Regions from separate parts of the Mus musculus genome. Here regions 2, 3 and 4 are each linked to region 1. The links are chromatin contacts, found by Hi-C or POLR2A ChIA-PET in ENCODE. All regions are on one chromosome and are shown on one strand. Each heading gives the region's core, a stretch centred on a gene start or an enhancer-like site at or near the end of the contact. The rest is flanking DNA. Distances are from core to core; before and after follow the strand shown. Region 1 holds the start of Gapdh (glyceraldehyde-3-phosphate dehydrogenase). Region 2 holds the start of Spsb2 (splA/ryanodine receptor domain and SOCS box containing 2). Region 3 holds the start of Usp5 (ubiquitin specific peptidase 5 (isopeptidase T)). Region 4 holds the start of Cd9 (CD9 antigen).

The links. Hi-C counts contacts between places; a loop is a spot of excess contacts on that map. ChIA-PET counts read pairs that join two places held with the same protein, here RNA polymerase II (POLR2A).
Region 2: POLR2A ChIA-PET joins it to region 1 with 16 read pairs in embryonic stem cell. The contact joins the promoter of Spsb2 here to the promoter of Gapdh in region 1. POLR2A ChIA-PET finds 5 or more read pairs at or near these places in 4 of 5 experiments (Patski and embryonic stem cell).
Region 3: POLR2A ChIA-PET joins it to region 1 with 62 read pairs in embryonic stem cell. The contact joins the promoter of Usp5 here to the promoter of Gapdh in region 1. POLR2A ChIA-PET finds 5 or more read pairs at or near these places in 4 of 5 experiments (Patski and embryonic stem cell).
Region 4: POLR2A ChIA-PET joins it to region 1 with 10 read pairs in embryonic stem cell. The contact joins the promoter of Cd9 here to the promoter of Gapdh in region 1. A Hi-C loop is called at or near these places in 1 of 37 maps with a recorded cell type or tissue (T-helper 1 cell). POLR2A ChIA-PET finds 5 or more read pairs at or near these places in 4 of 5 experiments (Patski and embryonic stem cell).

Annotation. Positions count from the first base shown.
Region 1 is chr6:125,162,801-125,168,121 of GRCm38, reverse strand. Gapdh (glyceraldehyde-3-phosphate dehydrogenase) reads left to right here and starts at 2,349. Exons shown (of 7, transcript NM_008084.3): 1 at 2,349-2,570; 2 at 2,811-2,851; 3 at 4,686-4,983; 4 at 5,082-5,279. The coding sequence starts at 2,829. Ncapd2 (non-SMC condensin I complex, subunit D2) reads left to right here. Exons shown (of 32, transcript NM_146171.1): 32 at 1-115.
Region 2 is chr6:124,806,881-124,812,201 of GRCm38, reverse strand. It overlaps Spsb2 (splA/ryanodine receptor domain and SOCS box containing 2), which reads right to left and starts at 3,284. Exons shown (of 3, transcript NM_013539.2): 1 at 3,172-3,284; 2 at 2,233-2,975; 3 at 1,586-1,933. The coding sequence starts at 2,896. The coding sequence ends at 1,803. It overlaps Tpi1 (triosephosphate isomerase 1), which reads left to right. Exons shown (of 7, transcript NM_009415.3): 5 at 235-320; 6 at 598-685; 7 at 815-1,616. The coding sequence ends at 933.
Region 3 is chr6:124,826,986-124,832,306 of GRCm38, reverse strand. Usp5 (ubiquitin specific peptidase 5 (isopeptidase T)) reads left to right here and starts at 2,823. Exons shown (of 20, transcript NM_001326594.1): 1 at 2,823-3,022. The coding sequence starts at 2,912. Cdca3 (cell division cycle associated 3) reads right to left here and starts at 2,131. Exons shown (of 6, transcript NM_013538.5): 1 at 2,034-2,131; 2 at 1,657-1,804; 3 at 819-945; 4 at 1-161. The coding sequence starts at 1,776.
Region 4 is chr6:125,491,621-125,496,941 of GRCm38, reverse strand. It overlaps Cd9 (CD9 antigen), which reads left to right and starts at 2,182. Exons shown (of 8, transcript NM_007657.4): 1 at 2,182-2,368. The coding sequence starts at 2,303. Gm26728 (a long non-coding RNA gene) reads right to left here and starts at 3,509. Exons shown (of 6, transcript XR_869432.2): 1 at 3,457-3,509; 2 at 1,041-1,178.

The DNA of each region.
Region 1 (5,321 bases), core at 1,100-3,599:
GGAAATGGCCTTTGCATTGAGGTCTTTCTCTTAGAGCCCTGCTGCCACTTTCCCTTTCTCCGAGCCTGTGCCAATTGCTGTTTTCTAATGAATAAATGTTTTTATAGACTTTTAAGCATCCTGTCCTGGCTGGTCTGTCCCATCCTTAGCCCTGAGCTGTGTCTGGATCTTCATGGCCCCTGTGGTGCCTCATCCTTGCACAACTGAAACTCTGCTGTGCAGAATTATGCGGTTTCTAGGTTCACGTGAACAGTTCTCAGCAGTCTGGGGTACTTTGCACCCCAGAAAACATTCGGTAATACCTAGAGACTTATTTCTGTTTGCCTTGTGGGGCAGGGGGCTGCAGTGAAAGCCTTAAGATGAAGGCCACCTTCATGCACATTGTGCCCCATAACACAGCATGTCAGGAGTACACAACTTGAGAAATGCTGCTCTAGACCTAAGGTTTGTTTCCTCTGTGCGCCCCACCCCATCCCCCGAAGACTGGCAAATGACTCAGCCTGGCTAATGGCAGAGATTATGAACCCCACTCAGTTCTATAGGTGACAAGGTCCATCGCCCCAGAGCCAGTCCTTCACTACACTAAGGGGTCTGCAGGAGGTCCAGCTGTAAGCCATGCTGTGTGCCCACCATCCCCAAGCCCTTAATCTGCTGAGTCACTTGGAGCAGGAGGCACAACTGCTGTTTCTGCTGCCATGACAACAGCACAGTGCTGCTGAAGTGCTCCCTACCTCTTGGTGAGGGGACAGTAATGATAGATGACAGGCGTGAGGCAAAAGGGAAGGTGCACCTCTGAAACACTAGGTTAGGGCTGGGCTATGGAAGGGCTCTTTGGGTAGGAAAAGGGTTAACGCTGTGCATAGAGCCTCGGTAGGAAGGCAGAAAAGGGACTCTGAATCTGCCATGCCTCTCCTCCCCACCACTGCGCTGGGGCCACTCCCACCCTTCCCACCCTGTTCATCTGGCCTGCTCCCCGCTCATGGGAAGCCTGGGCACGGGCCACACAGCTGTCAGTCTAACACAGCCTTGGCTCTGGGGCCCCAAGGAGGTAGGGCAATCTGGAAGGGCAAGGAGCCAAGACTAGATTTGGGGTGCAGCCCAGCGTGCTCCCTGCCTTTTAAGCAAAGGTTATCACCAGGCCAGCTAAACTTAGCAATAGGCTCTTGAGCTAGATGAGCAGGGGGCTGGTTTCATGTTGCACTGGCCTAGCAAAGAGGCGCCAGAGTCCCCCTGCCCTGCACCTGCTACAGTGCTCCCAAGCCCTTCCACCCTTCCCAGCCTCCCTACCCTTCGGAGTGAAGAATCCCGGTCTCGAAAAGACAAAATAAAACCAAAGAATGCCTTTTCTCCCTTCCACTTGTGGCAAGAGGCTAGGGGCTTCCCTGTCCTGGCTCAGGGGTATAATATTTCCTCTCCTGTGTTCTCCCCTCACTGATCTCACCCTGTGTCCACGAGGGCAGCCAAAAAAGGAGAGTCCCTGGCTCCAGGGCCAGTCAGCACGTCCCTGGATGGGGAGGGACTTCCGCCCTCACGTCCCAACTCTCCACCCTGGGGCTACAGTGGGTGAAAGGGGCAGTGTCTCCTAGCCTGGGCGGGGCAGCTCTCAGGTTCCGAGGAGGGATACTATAGGAGGCCTCTGAGCCTCCTCCAATTCAACCCTTAAGAGGGATGCTGCCCTTACCCCGGGGTCCCAGCTTAGGTTCATCAGGTAAACTCAGGAGAGTGTTTGTAAGTCTCAATTATCAGGTTTCCAGGCTGCAGGGCATCCTGACCTATGGCGTAGCAATCTCCTTTTCAAGCGTCTTCCTGGCCACCCCCTTGCCCTCACAGCGCGGTACACAAGCCAGGCCTCTGGCCAAAGACAGAAGCCAGGAGGGGGGGGGGGGCAGATAGGGAAATGGGGCTCCTGAGGGCTCCCGCGGGAGGAAAAGTGCCCCCACCCTGGCATTTTCTTCCACTCTTTTTTTTTTCGGGGGGGGGGGTTGCTGTGTCACTACCGAAGAACAACGAGGAGAAGATCCTCAACTTTTCCGCAGCCTTTTCAATAATGGGGAGAGGTTCGATGATGCAGTGGCAGGGAGACCCACACTTCTCCATTTCCCCTGTTCTCCCATTTTACTCGGGAAGCAGCATTCAGGTCTCTGGGTCCTGGATGTCCTTGGTGCACACTCCAAGGACTCCTCGTCCTTAAGTTCATAGTCTGTATTCCCTGAGTCCTATCCTGGGAACCATCACCCGGTCACCTCCTGAGCGGGGCAATCTCAGCTCCCCTCCCCCTATCAGTTCGGAGCCCACACGCTTGGTGCGTGCACATTTCAAAAATGAGGCGGGTCCAAAGAGAGGGAGGAGGGGAAATGAGAGAGGCCCAGCTACTCGCGGCTTTACGGGTGCACGTAGCTCAGGCCTCTGCGCCCTTGAGCTAGGACTGGATAAGCAGGGCGGGAGGCGGGGCGCGCGTCATCAGCTCCCCCCCACCATCCGGGTTCCTATAAATACGGACTGCAGCCCTCCCTGGTGCTCTCTGCTCCTCCCTGTTCCAGAGACGGCCGCATCTTCTTGTGCAGTGCCAGGTGAAAATCGCGGAGTGGGCCGCAGGAGGCCGGGGACAGTCGGAAACTGGGAAGGGGAGTGGGCACTGTACGGGTCTAGGGATGCTGGTGCGAAGTGTGCAAGCCGGACCCAGGCTCCGCATTGCAGGGGGGGGATGATGGAGGACGTGATGGGGCGCACGGCGGGAATGGAGGCGGGGTGGGGGAGGGGACTGCCTGGTGTCCTTCGGGCCACGCTAATCTCATTTTCTTCTCCTGCAGCCTCGTCCCGTAGACAAAATGGTGAAGGTCGGTGTGAACGGGTGAGTTCCAGGGCGGGGCCCTGCTCCGTTGCCTACGCAGGTCTTGCTGACCCGGGGGCTCTGCAGTACTGTGGGGAGGTGGATGAGGTGGCCGAAGCGCCCAAGGAGACCTCAAGGTCAGCGCTCGGACCTGGCGATGGCTCGCACTTGCGGCCCCCAGCTGCTGCACCTCTGGTAACTCCGCCTTTGCGGGGATGAGCGGCCCGGAGTCTTAAGTATTAGGAACAACCCCACGCGCCCGTTCAGACCCATCCCGTAATCCCCAGTCCGGGGCTTCTTTCTTTACTTTCGCGCCCTGAGGAGTCACGTGCCAGGAGGGAAGCCCCTCCCCCATCTCCCCCTTCCTCGGGGTCGGTGGCATGGCGTTGTGAGGTGCATACCTTTGCGCATCATCTCCCAGGCTTGGGCTTCCTTTAGGGTAACTGGCCGCCGCCATGTTGCAAACGGGAAGGAAATGAATGAACCGCCGTTATGAAATCTTGCTTAGGCCTTCCTTCTTCCTAGCTTGTGACTAACCTCATTCCTCTCGGCTGGGTGGAGTGTCCTTTATCCTGTAGGCCAGGTGATGCAAGGCTTCCGTGCTCTCGAGAGAGTTCTACCTCACAATCTGTCTCACCTTATTAGCCTTAAAAGCCCTTGAGCCTTATTGTCCTCGGGCATAATGCGTATTCTAGATTATTCTCTGAAAATCAAAGCGGACTTACAGAGGTCCGCTTGACCTCCCAACCCCAGAGGTAGTTATGGCGTAGTGCAGAGCCGTGGGATGGGGAGCTGAGTCATGGTGGTTCTGAAAAGAAATTTTCCACCACAAAATGGCTCCTGTAGTAGCAGCCCCTTCCATCCCCTGCACTTCCCATCACAGCCTCGCACTGACCCAGGCCCTATAGGCCAGGATGTAAAGGTCATTAAGAGGATTGGGTGTCCCTGCGCCTCAGAATCCTGCCCTTCTCCCCGTTCCATCCTCCAGAAACCAGATCTCTCCACTCCGCCCTGATCTGAGGTTAAATTTAGCCGTGTGACCTTTCTGGATCTGGGGTCTGAGCGGGCTCTCCACCCTGCTCCCCCTACACACATCTGTTGCTCCGGCTCTCATTTTTGCCCGAGAAGAACAGGTGTTTCGCGAACGAGCCCTGGGATTAGGGTTGGAAACCCCCCACATGTTTTCTCAGTCTTTCCCCTTAGTTCGAGGGACTTGGAGGACACAGGTGGGCCCGCCCTGTGCTGCTCACGCTGACCTTTAGCCTTGCCCTTTGAGCTTGCTGATGAATGAGTTCACAGGTCTGCCCTGTCCAGGGGGTGTAGCCTGAAGTCCAGCCATGCTGGAACAAACTTCCCAGGGCATGAGTGATGGGGGTGATGTGCCAAGCTTGTACCCAGACTGGGGCAAACTGCCACTTCTTAAGAGACTTAGAATGACTTGGAGGAGGTTTGCTGGGCAAGCAATCACCTCTTGGACAGGAAAGAAACCTCCACTTTATAACCGTGCTATAAAAGCCCTGCCAGGCCTCGGCTGCTCAAAGAATATAAAATTAGATCTCTTTGGACTTTCTAGGGTGGGAACAGTCTATATTTGGGTTGTACATCCAAGCATTCAACTAGCTTTATTAAAGGGAATTCTGAACAAAACATGAACTTCCTGATGCATACATTTCTAATGTACTGTGTCTGCATAAAGGCTTGTACCTTTGTTGTGGTACGTGCATAGCTGATGGCTGCAGGTTCTCCACACCTATGGTGCAACAGTATTCCACTCTGAAGAACATGAGATAGCCTGGGGCTCACTACAGACCCATGAGGAGTTCTGATCTCAGCTCCCCTGTTTCTTGTCTTTCAGATTTGGCCGTATTGGGCGCCTGGTCACCAGGGCTGCCATTTGCAGTGGCAAAGTGGAGATTGTTGCCATCAACGACCCCTTCATTGACCTCAACTACATGGTCTACATGTTCCAGTATGACTCCACTCACGGCAAATTCAACGGCACAGTCAAGGCCGAGAATGGGAAGCTTGTCATCAACGGGAAGCCCATCACCATCTTCCAGGAGCGAGACCCCACTAACATCAAATGGGGTGAGGCCGGTGCTGAGTATGTCGTGGAGTCTACTGGTGTCTTCACCACCATGGAGAAGGCCGGGGTAAGTGGCCGGAAAGCTGAAGGTGACGGGCACCCTTGATATGGTGCAACCTGAAAACCAAGAACTGAGTCTGAAATCAACTTCTTTCCCTTAAACAGGCCCACTTGAAGGGTGGAGCCAAAAGGGTCATCATCTCCGCCCCTTCTGCCGATGCCCCCATGTTTGTGATGGGTGTGAACCACGAGAAATATGACAACTCACTCAAGATTGTCAGCAATGCATCCTGCACCACCAACTGCTTAGCCCCCCTGGCCAAGGTCATCCATGACAACTTTGGCATTGTGGAAGGGCTCATGGTATGTAGGCAGTGGGGAGACAGCTCATGCATTTCTTATCTT
Region 2 (5,321 bases), core at 2,035-4,534, 360 kb after region 1:
AGTTTGAGTCCTCCAAAGACAGCCACGTGGTAGGAAAGATCCAGCTTCTACAAGTTGTCCTCTGCCCTCATATGTGTGCTATAGCTTGTACACACGCACGCGCACACACGCACGCACAAGTTGTTTCTAAAAGGGGGAAGGAGAAGCCCACCAGGGGCTGTAGGCCATAACTGTTATAACAGGAGAGCTTGGCGGGTCAGCTCCTTCCTACTCACTCTCCTCTCTGCCCCACAGATAATGTGAAAGACTGGAGCAAGGTGGTCCTGGCCTATGAACCTGTGTGGGCCATTGGGACTGGCAAGACGGCAACCCCTCAGCAGGTAACTACCCAGAGCTCCTCAGCCTGTCCGGCTTTAACAGACTCACACAGCTATGGAGCCCATCCAAGCCCCTTTAGAGACAGAGGGCCCCCAAACTCACCAAGGAGAGTGACTTTGCCAAAAATGTTCATTCCAAGCCTGGTGGGATTGGAGCCTTGCCACTCTCTGGTCCCGGGGCTTTTCTGGAAACTCAACTCTATGTGAGAACCAGTGGTTTTTACTCCTTGAATGATAGATAGGAAGGAGCTTACTTAGTAGCTCTGCCTCCTCCTTCTAGGCACAGGAAGTACACGAGAAGCTCCGGGGATGGCTGAAATCCAATGTCAATGATGGGGTGGCTCAGAGCACCCGGATCATTTATGGAGGTGAGTGGCTTTGGCTCTAGCTAAGACGGAAATGGGCTAAGACAGACTGAGGCTGCCTTGCACAGAGAGGTGGGGCTTAAGTGTTCTGATCATAGACCTGACCAAACTGTCTTCTTGTTCCTGGTACAGGTTCTGTGACTGGAGCAACCTGCAAAGAGCTGGCAAGCCAGCCTGACGTGGACGGCTTCCTTGTGGGTGGCGCATCTCTCAAGCCTGAATTTGTGGACATCATCAATGCCAAACAATGAGCACTGCCCATCCCTCTACCTGCCTGCATAGCATGGACTAGGTTGCCCAGAAGTTTAGTAACTGCTCCCACCGGTCACATGCTTCTGATGACATCATCTGCCCCATCTTGTGGCCTAATCCACGCTGTACCCTCCTGAGCCGTTTCCACCGCCCTATTATGGTTGGGACCAGGCCAATCCCTTTACCACTTACAGTGGGTAGAATCAACTGTCACCAAGGTGGCTCCTAGTGAGGGGAGGGAGTAGAACTGACTGTCCCTTTGGGCCCTGACAAGTGAAATCACCTTCCATTGGTTTGGGCTGGAAACTCATGGTTGGAGCACAGGAAGTGGGCTTCGTGTCACTTTGGCCTGTCACTTAGATGGCCTTGGCTCTAGCTTCACTCCCAAGTTCTACTGGATGTCTGATGCAGAAATTCAGAGCTTTCGGGTCTGAATTCGGTATACATGAGACCCTAAGAGGCCTGGGATAGTCCCCTCCCCCACGGTGCCAAAGCCCCTGTATTGTGTTTGTGAACCATCCTACATGTAAGGGAAATAAACACCTGGGCCTGAGCTTTGTGGGTTGTCATAATTCCTTAAGACAGTGATGGGGCTCTAGCCTGGGGTGGGGGAGTGTAAAACAAAACAAAAAACAATAATGAAACAGGTTGTGACAATACATCTCATTTTTTACTTCAAAAACCTCTTTGTCCCAGGCTGCCATGGTGTTTAATATCATTTCTATATGTCTTGCTCCTGTGAGAAGGGGAGGTGAAGGGGTCCAGCCCCCCCCCCCCAGCTTCACCAGCTTTTTAAAGTTGTCTAGGCCAGCGGGTGCCTCTCCACCTGTCCCCACGGTAGGGTGCCAGCACACCCTGTACTACTGGGTCATTTGTAGAGCAGATAGCGCTTCATGGCAGGGGGCAAAGGCAGAGTGGATATTTGACCCAGCCGGGTGTCCCCCAGAGCATGGCGCACACACAGGCGGCTCAGGTGCAGAAGGGATTGTGGTTCCTCCACTGCGGAGAGAGAAGGAAGACAAGGTAAGTAAGCAACTCCAGGCATCCTTGAACTTGAGATCCTGCTCAGGCACCCTTCCTTCTTCCTCCATTTCCACCGCCACCTCAGCTGAGGGAGACCCAAAGGCTCTGAATTTGTGCATCACATCCAATAGGGATTGGGAGTGAAGCTAGATCCAAGGCCATCTAAGTGACAGGCCAAAGTGACAAGAAGCCTACTTCCTGTGCTCCAACCATGAGTTTCCAGCCCAAACCATTGCCAAGAGTAGTGATCTCCCCACACCTAGTCCGTATCTCACCTCTTCTTTCGCCCATGTAGCGGATGCGGACCTGGCACTGGCCCCAAACAGCACTTACAGAGGGATAGAGGGTCCTCCCCTTCAGTCCACGGAAGGCTGGTCCCAGGTACGTGCCCCCAATAGAGTAGCCAAGAGTCCCCTCCTCCATGTCCAGAACCACCAGCAGTCTCTCTGGCACCACTAGCTGCTCACCCTGAGGTCCAGCTGGATACTGGGGGGCCTCGAGGCCCTTACTCTGATGATACAATTTTCCCCGCCCAATATCCCAGCCCCAGGACTCGCTGTTGCTGCCCAAAAGCGCCGCATAGTGGTCAGCCTGCAGCGGGGCGAGGGCGGTGGCCACGCCCACCACGGCGTGTGTGCCCCTTTGCTCCAGGGGCCAGCTGATCTCCCAGGCGTGCAGACCTCTCGAATAGCCCCGTTTCCCCCGGACTCCATCAGTGCTCTGGGCCACAGGGCGCCGCTCAAAGCACAGACCCCCTTCCTTGACATCGATGTTCTCGGAGCAATCCTTGGGGTTCCAGCCGTGGTGCCGTTGGGCAACCAGGTCAGGAGGGGGAGCAGACAGGAGCTCCTCCAAGCCCTCGGGAGGAGAGAAGTCCGAGTACAGAGCCTGCGAGGTAGGGGTGCTGCTGCTGCCCCTTGCCAGGGCCGTCTGGCCCATGAGGAGAGCCGCTGAAGAACTTCTCAAAACAGGCTTGCTGGGGCGTCTCGCTTTTGAAAGTTGAGCTCCGGATCGTCCCCTGGAGTGGTGTGGAGACAGAAAGGACTGTTAGGCGCATCATCTTTCCCTAGGACTCCCATCCGTTCACCGGTGTATGCCAACCAGCCTGGTCTTCCCTTGGTCCCCTAACCATCCCAGGTCTATCACTCTGCTTTCACCCTATCTGTGTCGCGCCCCCCAAGTTTCTCAGGAGCTCTCTCTCCCTCAGACCTTACCGTGAACCGTCCCCTTGCTGGCTCTAACGCCGGGCCCCTACCCCGCACCTCACTGTCCCCCTAGCTCGCAGAGACCTCTGTGGAAGTACAGATAGGGAAGGCTAGAAGCGCCCCTGACCAGCCACTGCTTCCGGCTCCAGCGGGGCTGCGGACGCCCGCCCGCGCTCCGCCCCTGGGCTCTGTGGACGATTAACCCTATCGTCACCTCCCAGACCACGGCGGCCACACCACTTACCGCCTTGAGAACCCACCGGCTACAAAGAATCCAGGCAAAAAATAAGTGACGACTCCAGACGTGGACAAGCGCGCATGCTTTGTGGAGCACACTCTTTGAGTGGGTAACCTCTTGTCCCTCCCAGGACTCCCTGGCGTCAGACTCTTCAGCAGTTTATTTTTCCAAAGCCACCTGACAGCTGCGTGCCCCACCCTCCCCCCCATCCCAGACTAGAATTAACCCTTTGATGACGTCATCGCCTTGGATTCTGTGTGTGTGTGTGTGTGTGTGTGTGTGTGTGTGTGTGTGTAGACTTCTCCACTGGAGACCTTTGCTCTCTCTGCCTGAGCTAGTCATTCCTGAGGCCCTAAGATCAGTAAGCGGCCTTGACACCCTTCCTGAACTCCTGCTCCTGTGTTCAGGAGAATGTAGGGATTGAGACTACTGTCCCCTGCGGCTCCCTAGGTTGCTGAAGCCTTAGTCCTTCATCCTCCTGCTTCAGCCTCCTGAGTAATGGAACTACGAGTGGGCACGCTGTCTGGTGGATGTGTGCTTTAAGGGTTAGTTTTGAGTGTCGTTTGATCATTAGCTACATTATCATGGAGAGGTTGCTGTTGAAGTTTGACCTCCTCGAAAGCCTCTTGATAACAGTTCAAAAATCCCAAAGTGGCTGGGCAGTGGTGGTGCAACACCTATAATCCCAGCACTTGGGAGGCAGAGGCAGGCGGATCTCTGAGTTCAAGGCTAGCCTAGTCTACAGAGTGAATCTATGCCAGGGCTAGACAGAGAAACCTTATCCCAAAAAAATCCCATAATGCCACCGTGTGTGTGTGTGTGTGTGTGTGTGTGTGTGTGTGTGTGTGTGAGAGAGAGAGAGAGAGAGAGAGAGAGAGAGAGACTGTAACCTCTGCTGGCCTAGAACTCCCTATGTAGACCACGTTGAACTCAAACTCACACTGATCAGCCTGCCTCTGCCTCCTGAGTGTTGGCATTAAAGGTGTGTACCCTGTGCCCAGCCTAATTTTAACCTTGTTGTTGTTGTAGTTATTGTTGTTTGGATGGCTTTGAAATAGTCTCTTGTAGCCCATCCTAGGACAGGACGGGCTCTGTAGCCAAGAGCTGGTCTTGAATCCCTGTTTCTCTTAGCTCTGCTTTCAGATGCTAGGATTCTAAGGGTATGATTCATACCCGGCTAATTTTAACTTAATTCTGATGTGAGGCTGCTGAAATGGCTCAGCAGTTAAGAGCACGGCTGCTCTTGCAGAGGACCCAGTTCAGGTTCCCACTCCCAAGTGGAAGCTCACAAATGTGCATAAGTTCCAGTTCCAGGGAGGTTGGGTGTCTTCTGAACTGAATGTGGCATACAAACTGTGCTGTGTAGCCTTGTGTCAGCTTGACCCAGAACCTAGAGTTATCTGAAAGGAACGAACCTTAATTGAGAAAATGCCAGTTGGACATGGTGCTGCACGCCTTTAATCCCAGCACTCAGGAGGCAGAGGCAGGTGGATTTCTGAGTTCGAGGCCAGCCTGGTCTACAGAGTGAGTTCCAGGACAGCCAGGATTATACAGAGAAACCCTGTCTCAAACAAAAACAAAAACAAAAACAAAAACAAAAACAAAGAAAGAAAGAAAGAAAGAAAGAAAGAAAGAAAGAAAATGCCTTATAGCCAGATCTAGTGGTGGCATTTTCTTGAGACAGGGTTTCTCTGTATAGCCCTGGCTGTCCTGGAACTCACTCTGTAGACCAGGCTGACCTCAAACTCAGAAATCCACCTGCCTCTGCCTCCTGAGTGCTGGGATTAAAGGCCTGCGTCACCACTCCTGGCTTAGGCATTTTCTTAATTAGTTATTGATGTGAGGTTGGGGGTGGGGCACGGGGGAGCCCATTGTGGTGGTGCCATCCCTGGGCAAGGTGGTCCTGGATTCTATAAGAAAG
Region 3 (5,321 bases), core at 1,574-4,073, 340 kb after region 1:
CAGTAACTGGTCCTCAGGGGATAACTGAGGATCTGAAGACAGGTCCAGGTCATAAAATAAAGGCGTTTCCCGGGGCAGAGCAAGCTCTGGGGAGGAAATCGATTCCGACGCTTCTGTCTCCAATACTTCGCTCAGCTCTTTCACCAGTGAGCACTGAGGGTCTGGAGGAAAGAAGGCCGAGAAGCTGCAGCTTCCCGATCCAAATCAAGGAGGGGAAGATAAGGGGGCGTCGGGCTCCTGCTCAGAGCGAAGGGGAGCGGGAAGGGGGAAACCAGGATGGGGGGAAAATGATCTGGAGAAGATCGGAGATAAGCGCTGGGTGGCGTCCCGGCCAGGTACAATTCTAGCACTCCAGTACTGAAGTAGGATTGCCTCAAGTTCCAGGCCAGCCTGGGATACAACGGGAGGCCTTGACTTAAAAAGAAAATGGGAAAAGACAAAAACAGCCGATCAGCGGACAAAGGAGCTTGTTAGCAAACCTGATGGCCCTAGTTGGAGGCCAAGAAGCTACACGTAGAAGGGGAGAACTGACTCCCTCAAATTGTCCTCTGACCTTCACATGTGAACTGTGCCAGGTGTGGGCCTCCACCCCCACCCCCAAATCTGTGTTAGAAAATGTTTTTAAGTGAGAAAGGTCCCATACAGGAGGATAGAAACCCTGGCATGCTTAAGACCTTTGGTTAAAACCCCAGACAAAAAAAAACCAAATAAATAAACAACAACAACAACAACAACAACAACCCAGTAAAACAAAAATGGTGGTGAAAGCACCCTAGAATAGGTGTCAGTTTCAGGCACCCCCTGAGCCCATCACTTGCCTGGACCACTGATCTTCATGGGTGTCCGTGCAATGCCAAGAGTAGGAGAGCGGGGATCTGGGTCTTGTGCCTGTTTGAGACCGTTCAGCTGTTCTGCTGGTAGGCTTGGCTGTGGAGAGCTCTCTACCTGTCAATACCACAGGTTAGAATAAGTCTGGGCCCTGGGCTGGAGAGATGGCTCAGCGGTTAAGAGCACTGGCTGTTCTTCCAGAGGTCCTGAGTTCAATTCCCAGCAACCACATGGTGGTTCACAACCATCTGTAATGGGATCTGATGCCCTCTTCTGGTGTGTCTGAAGACAGCAACAGGGTACTCATATACAAAATAAATAAATAAATCTTTAAAAAAAAAAAAAAGTCTGGGCCCTGACCTTTATCTCCTCCCCATATTTCTAGCCAGACCTGCGACTGCCCAGTGCAGGTTAAAGAATGCAGAAAGTTGCCAGGCACGGTAATGGCACATGCCTTTTATCTCAGTACTTGGGAGGCAGGAGGATCTCTATATGTTTGAGGCCAACCTGGTCTCCATTGTGACAGGGCTACATGGTGAGACCCCGTCTTTAAAAAAAAAAAAAAAAAAAAAAGGCAGAAAGTCAGCTAATGAAAAAAGAGATCATGTATTTGAAAGACAGCAAGGAGGGGTATACGGAAGGGTTTGGAGGGAGGGACAGGCAGATATGACAAGATTATATTAGAGCCTCAAAAATAAATAATAAAAGGGGGAGGGATGGAGAAAGTAGGGTTCCAGTGGCAGTGGGAATGAGGGCTCATGTAAACAAGCTAGGCAGAGGCCCGCATCCAGACAGCCTCCCTGCATTCCCCAGCCCAGCCCAGTATACCTGAATAGGAGTGCGCTGGATGCCAGCACTAGGTGAACGAGGGTCTGCTACTCGAGCCACTTGCTTGTTGCGTGGCAGAGGCCGTGCTGGAGTGCCTGAGACGCTCTGAGTCGAACCCATCTCCACTGGGGCTGGGGACGGGGCCCGGCTGTGCAGATGCAGAGGAAGGGACGTCCGTCAGAAGAGACTCAGAGCTTACTGCTTCCGTGTCGGACCTCTGACCCCATACCCACCCGATCTTCCCAGCTTCCAGCAGAGGAACCTCCGGGTCGCTAGCCCAGAGAACTCTGCAAGGATAACGAATGGAGATTTTTAACAGAGCAGTCAGGTCTGCGGGAGCCTTCGTATTTAACCACTAATTCATTCACATTACTTACCGGGCCCCAGCTCGACCTCTGCCCGAACACCAGCTAGAGAAATAACTCCCAAAGCCCGGAGTTTCAAACTTCCCTCCACGCCCCCTGCCCCGACCCTATTGGCTAAGCCGAAGCAGACTCTCATAGGCCAGTTGTGGAAAATGCGCCTTCCGGAGCAGAAAGCCATTGGTCTGAAGGATGTCTATCATGAGGACTGGCCAATGGGCTGAGGACTGGCTTGCCCTCCGGTGGTGGCTCCGTGAGCTGGGGACTTTTGTTTAGTATCAGCCTGACAGCGGTGGACTTGATGGGTGCCACTCGGCCTTTCTGTTTCATTAAACAAAATAGAATGAGTTATCAGACTGTATGCACAAAGCCAGCTGGAGACGGAGTTAATATGGTTTGTCTAAAGCGAAACAGCCATCCTTATTGGTTGACGGAGTTATCACGCATCTCTCAAAATCGCCTCATTGACTACTGCTTTTCAAATACCAAGACAAGTGCTTTCTGATTGGACGAGTCCTTGGCAAAGTTTCAGTAATCAATGCGTTTAAACAATTCACAGTTTCTGCTCTGCACGTAAGGCATTCTAGAGTCCTTGAATCACAGCTCCTGCAACTCCCAGCCCTCCTGGAACCGCCACATGAGCACTTGCCCTGGGAGAGCAGGATTGGTCCTTTCGGCCATCAGTTGTACCCGCGGCGCTTTTTATTGGTATTCGCTGAGTGGGGGCAGAGGGTGGAGCGCCAGGAGGCAGGCTGGGTCCAACTGCCGATCTCGCGCGTCTTGCCTTTAGCGCATGCGCACACTGAGTCGCGCTCATTGGATGCGAGAGACGGAGGGGGGCGGTACTAGGTACAGTGGGAGCTGCTGTGTGAGGAGGAGCTGCTGCCGGTGTCATGGCGGAGCTGAGTGAAGAGGCGCTGCTGTCAGTGTTACCGACGATCCGTGTCCCCAAGGCGGGAGACCGGGTCCATAAAGACGAGTGCGCTTTCTCTTTCGACACGCCGGTAAGCCCATTCCCCACGCCCGCGACGACCACGACTTCCTTCCATTGCCCTGGTCATTCGGCCAGGCCTGCAAACCTTGGGCTACCGCCTCCTTGCGATGCACCCTGGGACTTGTAGTTTTCTCCATACCTCTCTGCTTTTGCTTTTCATTCTCTGTAGCTGTAGTATGACTACCACTCCCGGAAGCTACAGCTCTCGCCTTGCCCACTCCTGGTCTCGTGAAGCATTATGGGCATTGTAGTTGGCCATGTCCCTAGTTCCTATTCTAAGTTCGAATTGTAACCCGTACGGCGAACTACATCCCCCAGGCGACTCCCAGAAAAACCCTTGAATGTGGCCTTGCACGTTGCGCAGGGCTCTCCGGGTTTTGTAGTTTCATGTGGGAGGAGTAGGGGCGACTCCCCGCTGTTCAGGGCAAGGGTTGAGATTGGGAAGGTATGTATCCTGCAGCTTCTAGTCTGGAAGAGGATGCCAATCTGTGAAGAAGTCCGATTTAGAGAAACACTGAGTTAAATAGCCTCCACTAGTGGTTAATTTGGACAGGGGATGAGGAGGTGGGCCATTGGTCAGGGAGGAGGAAAAATACCCAATGGAGAGTTCTAGTCGTTTTTTCCTTTGAAGTGAACTATAGCCGCGACCCCTCCCATTCCTCCGTCCTTCACAGGTTGCCGAGACAACCCCTCTCTCAAGTATTCCTTAGAAAGGGTTTCTTTGGAGGATGCTAAGGCCCCTTTCTCGTCTTGCTCCCACTCTTGTCTAGTTAGACAAAGCCGCCACCCACACCGTGCTTCACGTTCTGCAGGCTCCACCTTGTACCTCCCTTCCTGCAGTTCTGCCTTCCTGTGTCATCTTCAGCCAGAGAGGAGCCTTCAGGCCCTAACTGAAAGGGCCGCAGTTTGGTTGGGATCCGCCCCCTTCATCACCCCTCCCCTCTAGCGGTTGTTGGGCCCTGCCCAGAGCTTTAAGCCAGACCAGCTCATGGCCTGAAAACTGCAAGTCAGACTGGAAAGGCTTCATTAATGCATCCCCAGTGCCAAGTATAGCAGCATAATGTGATGCCCACTTCAGGACCAGTCCTGTGATTTGTGCTTTGCTTGGTTTGCTGGGCTTTGATCAGCGCCCCAGATAAGCTCTGCTTCTCTCAGGTTGGCCTTAGTAGAAGTAAAGGATGATTGCCCGGCACGGTTTTCCACCAGCGATGAAGCCAGCACCTTTTATTTTCATCTGAAGAGTTACTTGAGTGTTCTCACCTTCCTCCCAGGGACGAAAGGTAGAAATCAGTGGGTCAGTGTTTACACTTAAAGACAAGACAGTTGTTCTTGTCTCTCCTTGGTACTTTATATGACTGGAAAATAATGTTTTTGTTTGTTTATTTGTTTTGTAATTTTTCCAGCACCTTCCCTTTTTCATTCTGAGGCAAGGGCTCTCCAGCCTACTTGACGTAGTAACAAACTGAAGCTGGTCAGATCATCTTCTCATTCTTTTTATGGAAGCAAGAGAGTGTAGCTAAGCTTTGTGGTGAGAAATGCTTTATTAATGAACACTGCGGTCTACACTATTCTAGGAGTGGTGCAGTGTAATTTACTGGTCCACTAACTGCCTCAGATACCATACTGTCCTAACTTTACTATCACAGTGGAGAAAATTTCAAGGCCTCTAAGACTTATATCCCAGGAAGAGGATGCCTGTGGCTCAAAGCCTTGGATCTGAGATAAGACTCCTTTCCAGCTTCCTCTCCCACTTGCTCTGTCACTCTTATAGTGGCACTCACACGTAAAAACACATTGGAAGACTGGCCTAGTTTTAGGGGAGCCTGTCTTTCCCTCCTCAGCTGTGATTCAGGGTGGGCACTAATTTTCCCTGTTCTTCTTGACTTTTATGTTGTCTGGCTCTCTCAGCAAGTGTTGCCAGATTGTTCTGGGATATCTCAAACAGGTTTGGTGGCAACAAACCTGTCACCCCAGGCAGGCCTGGGAGGCTGAAACAGAAGAAAAGTCTAGGTCAGCCTGGGCTACAGAGTGAGTTCCAGGCCAGCCCTGGTTACAGGAGGAGATCCTGTCTCAAAAATAAACAAATGAAATAAATAAAAAGGGATAGCTTTGAGGTTATAGGTTGATGGACCTTGAGTGGAGCTCTTACAGGAGAGGTGTCAGGCAGGGGTAGCTAGTGACTGTAAAATGATGGCTTTCGTGACCTAAATTAGCTTCAGGTTTGGTTGTAAGTCCCAAACAAGGTGTTTTCCCCCAAAACCAGGGTTTTCCTCTGATAGAGAGTGTGACAAAGGACAGAGGTCTGACCC
Region 4 (5,321 bases), core at 933-3,432, 330 kb before region 1:
AGGCCCTCACACACAGCTCCTCCTGGATGGCCACTCTCTGCTCCGCTGATGCCTCCTGACTTCCAAAGTCATAGATAGCGCCTGCGTGGGGCCTAGCTCAGATTGACTCGGGGATGTCCACAGAATTGCCTGTTAGGGTCTCTCGAACCCCTATCCGTGGATAAAGGTGCCTTCATGGCACTACACTCAACAAGAATAACGTGGTAAAACTAAGAAAATTTAGAAGAAGCGAAAGAAGCTCTTAGAGATTCGGCTTCTGCTCAGACTCTCCCTCTGGCTCCCACATGACTCCTCGGCAGACTTTTAGGTCCCATTGCCGCTCCTACCTTCCCATAGGTCCCAAACTGGTCACACCCCCTAACGGAGCTCCATTTTTCATTTTACCTAACCGCACCTCCTCAAATGCATTCGGATTTTCTGTCCAGTGCCCCAAGGTTTTACACCAGGGAGTGGAGATACAAACAAGGGTCCCTAACCGCACAGCACTTGCAGGCTGCCCTCTTGTCCCGTGCCCACACACAGTCAAGGGGTTCACCTGACACTCCCGGGGTTCACCTTCACTCTCAGAGGACAAGGTCCTCACCAGCTCTCTCCAGAAGACCACGGGAGCCCCAGCTCTGCCAGGCTTCCCTGATTGTAACACTTACTTTGTGAGAGCTCTCAAGAGACCCCTAAGTTGACCACACACACCCTCCAAGTCTCCTGCCTGCGTCCTTCTTCCAACTCCTAAGCTGCTTCAGGGAAGACAGAATGTGTTGCTTTCGACTCCTGTTCCCCAGTGAAGAACCTTTCTAAACTAAACTGTGGGAAAAAAAAAAAAAAGGTTTTTAACTGGGTCTATTAATGAATCAGTCTACTTACTGATAAATAGTGAAGCCAGTCTACTGATAAACAGTAAAACAAGAGCTGTGCTATGCTAACAGAGCTGGGTTTGCTATGTGAAAAAGTTTCTTGTTTTTATTTTTTGTTTTTGGGGACCGGGTCTCCTGTGGCGTTGGCCTCCAACGTACTTTAACCCAGGAAAAAAAATTTTAACTCACATTCTTTTTGCTTTCTGATATTTTCTGATGTTTCTGTAATAAGTACGGTTTGCTTTTGCAATGAAGAATGCTAAGGAAACTTCCTGCAGGGGTGAGGAAGAGAAAACTGTAAAGGATATTGAGAAGGGCCTCTTCACCCTGTTGAAAAAATCAAGAAAGAATTTAGAGAGTCACAGAGCAGGACGTGGTGGCCTGAACCGCTCTGGCAGGAGGACTGGAGTTGAAGATAGCCTGAGCTACATAAGCAAATTCCGGGTCAGTAGGTCTACAAACGGCTAAATCCTACTTCAAAAGAAATGAAATCGCTGGGCGTATTGGCACATCCCAGCAGAGGCAGACAGATCTTTATGAGTTCAAGGCCAGCCTGGTTTACACAGGGCGTTCCAAGCCAGATAGGACAGCATAGTAAGACTCTGTCTCAAAATAATAATAGATTTAAATAAAAAAAATAATAAAGCACAATAGAATTTTCACAAGGAGGCAGGGCGGCCAGCATACACCCCTGCAGGCATGGAGGCGCAGCAGAGTAGGGGTGTGGCATCAGGTGTGGCAGGGAATGAACGGAGTAAATACAGGATGAAGAAGGGTTTCAACTCAAGTCTCTGAACGTAGAAAGTTTCTGAGCAAAGTAGAACTGCTCAGATTAGCACCTAGAACATTCTAGCGGCCACCGTGCTCAACTAAGTGCGTTCAGTCCAGAAAGGTTTACAAGGAGGTGTCAGAGAGAACGCAAGCCAGGCAAATAGGGGCTCGCAGACTTGCCTCGGGAATCTGAAAAGGTTCTTAAGATTACATGGCCCTTGGGGGTCTTCCAACGTGAGCTCTTATGCAGAGCCCAGGATGAACTAGGATGAACGGGAAAGGCGAGGCCGGCACTTAACTCCCCGTAAAAGAAGTCGGGTACGGAGGTCCGGAAAGACCCCGAGACGGTGGGAAGAAGGAAGATGGAGGGAAAGAGGATCTTAGAAACCAGACGGCAAAAGTTAGGTGCAGAGAGAGCTCTGCACTGAGGGTGAAACCGAAGTCCCAGAACCTGGGTCTGGGGAGGGGATTAGAGCATGGGCGGGGCAGGTGGGCCGGGGGGCGGGGTCGGCATCCCTCCGCACATGCGCATAGCAGCTGGCCGAGCGCCGTAAGGAGTGGCACTTTTTAAAAGTGGAGCCTCAGGCCAGCCCCTAGCCGCAGCGTGTCTCAGTCGGTTGTCGAGTCCCTTCTGTCCCAGTCGTTCGTGCCTCTTGTCCCACGCAACTCCAGCTTGTACCATGCCGGTCAAAGGAGGTAGCAAGTGCATCAAATACCTGCTCTTCGGATTTAACTTCATCTTCTGGGTGAGTGAGAGGCGACTGTCGGCGCGCTCCTCTCCGAGGCCACCTGTTCTCAGGCCCGAGACGGCGTCCGGGGCGGAGAGTGTCCCGGCGGCCGAGAGCGCCGGGAGCCGCTGGTACTGCGCGCGCCAGGCGGACTCCGGGCGAGTAGAGAAAGGCGCAGCGGCTGCCAGCTGGCCAGGCGGGACTGGCAGGTGGGCGGGAGGAGCAAGTGGGTGGGAGAGCCGAGGGTCCTGGTGGCTCCGGCTGTGCACTTCGCTCCCGGGTCCTTCTACCGCCGAGTATTTGAGATGGGCTCTGTGCCTGCTCCCACCCGGAGCACCCCCGAGTGTGAGAGAGGAGTGAGGGAGGAGCGGAGCAACCTTTTCGAGTAACTCGATGCCCTCCCCGGCCCGCAAGGCTCCTTGCCAGCAGGGCAGTCGAGCGTCTCCCACTTCGGTGGTCCCACAAGTGACAAGGGGTGCTACGGAGGGAGAGGAAGTGGGTGTGGGGAGTCTTCCCTGCACCTGGAGGTCGGACATTCCTTGTTTAGGACCTGAACTCTCAACTGAAAACGTCCATGCCTCTCTCTAAGCTACCTGAAAGACTAGATTGTCTTGATTCTTTTTCAAGAGCGATAACTATCTTGGCTGTAGAGAACTCTGGGAGAGTTAAGAGAAAAGAAGGCGGGGAAGGTGCCTATTGGCGCCTCTAGATGGGATAAATCCGGTGTTTCTGCATTTCCCAGGTAATCAGGTACTGCGGGCTTGAAGCCTCGCTCTAAAAATGTCCAGGTGGGGCCAAGGGGAATGGCCGTTCACCTGCAGAGGGTCCAGAGGCAGGTGCTAGTAGACTCTACAGATGGGCCTCTGGGTAGGGCAACAAGAGAGTGTCCACTCTCCCAAAACTCAGGGACAGAAGCAAGGAAATACACGGAAGACCCTTTTGTCCTGATTCTGAGAGGGCACACTCCCAAACACAAATGGACGGAATTTGCTCCCAGGCAATCAGGAAAGAGCTTAACTAGGCAACTCCTGTGCCACCAGAGACTTTGAACAACAACAACTAAAAAGTCCACTATTCCCTTTGGAGCTGGCCACCGGGATGCTCACCATCTTCCAGCAACTGTAAGGTTTAATACTCTCCAGGGTTGCTTGGAAGTGTTGCACAACCTGCAGAGACTGCCCTGGGTTTCTAGGAGCCACCACACCCATACAACTTAAGAGGATGTCAGAGGACATTCCCTGCTTGTGTTTCCCCAGTTCTGCAGACAGGCAGCCAGCTCCCAGGCTTGGCTTGGTCCACTCATCAGCTTGAGCGCTTTGTTACAAAACAAAGTCTGAAGGCAGCTGGCCCCACCCAACCCCGCCCTGTCCTTTGGGGAGTTTTCCTCCCTCTACCTTTTAGTCTCTTCCCTGCTAGTCTGTCGGTCAGTCCCCAGACGCCTGCATAGATGGTGTGAAAGTTTGGTGCTAAGGGGAAACCACATAGTTGCCTACATCTCCCATCTGCCCCCCATGGCATATGTATGTAAGGGGCTGAGAGGAGGTGCCCATGGCCACCCTATGTCTTCTCATTCTGTTGCCTGCTGGCCTACAGTCTGCCCATCTTGTCTCCTGCTGCCACTTCCGCTCCTATCCAGAACCCTGACAAGTTGCTGCTGGCTGACTCTGCCTCCTGAAGCAGGACAGTCTCACTCTAGAAGGGTTTGACTTTGGGGTTGGGAACTGCATTGGAGATTATGCACCAGCTGGAGGTGCTAGCTCTCGTGTCCACCGTGAGGAACCAGGGTGCCCAAGATCGCAAGCCGAGTTAGTACTGTAACCTCTGGGCCCCTTGTTTGCTCTCTTTACTCTCCTGTCTCTTACCATTAGGGAGGTGGGCGGTTTACTATGTTAATTATTGTTACCTGCCCTACCCTGGGCTCTAATAGGGACAGTCCTGTTACAATCTCTGTGCTAAGTATTTTACAGTCTCCAAAGGCCTCCCCAAGCTCCATGATATAACCAGAGAAAGAAACATTATTCCCATTTTGACCAGAAATCTTGCCCATGATAGGTTAAGTGCTAAAGGCAGGGTCAAGTGATAGGGTATTATCAAGTGAGGTAGTTAGTATTGGGCAGGAGCAAAGGAAGGCTGAGAGGAAACTCCTCAAAATATCTTTTACTACAGGCGGTGATCTCTCTCGGGGGAACCCTTGGGATCATTATGATGTCACCTCTTCAATCTCTTGAGACCAGTGATTTATGAACTTGACATTTGGTGCCTGGTGTGGGCTTTGGAAAGCAGAGGCCACCTTTGTCTGTAGAGGATACTGAGCGGCTGGATGGCAGGAATCCAAAGAGAAGCCAGCCTCTCGTAGTCGCCCTGGGACAGTGGAAGAGAGGGAGGACCGGCAAAGGGGAATCTGTCTTTCTCCTAGGCCCGAGCATGTCCCCTGTGGGACATGCTCTGTGACAGCTGAGCCTGCCCAGCCTGCCTTTCTGAAGTTGGGTGTCTCCTGCCCACAACCAAGCCAGCAATCGGTCTGTTTTCCGACAACCTCAGAGCCAGACCTCACAAGCCTATTTTGGTGGTTCCCAAATTTCTCTCAGATCTCCATGTCTATCCCTCCACTCCCTCCAAAAGAGAAAGAAAAGAATTGAGAAAGAAAACATCTTCCTAATGTCTGAATGGCAGGTGATTAGAAGTGTTTCAGGCTATAATGTGGTGGCCAGCCTTGAGCCGGGCCTGGAATGTGCCTCTCCCATTCGTTGTTTGTTTGTTTGTTTGTTGAAGGCTTTGTTATACAGCCAACTGGCCTTGATCCTGTTGCCTCTGTCTGGCCTTTCCCCATCCCGCACACCCATTCCCCCAGATCCCACATAGCGAAGTCTTTTATGGTTTTTAGCCTCGGCAAAGGAAAGCCCAGATTGAGAGAGCCAGCCAGATCCTGCTTCCATGCACTCTGACCCTCTGTTTCTGCTCCTTCCCCATC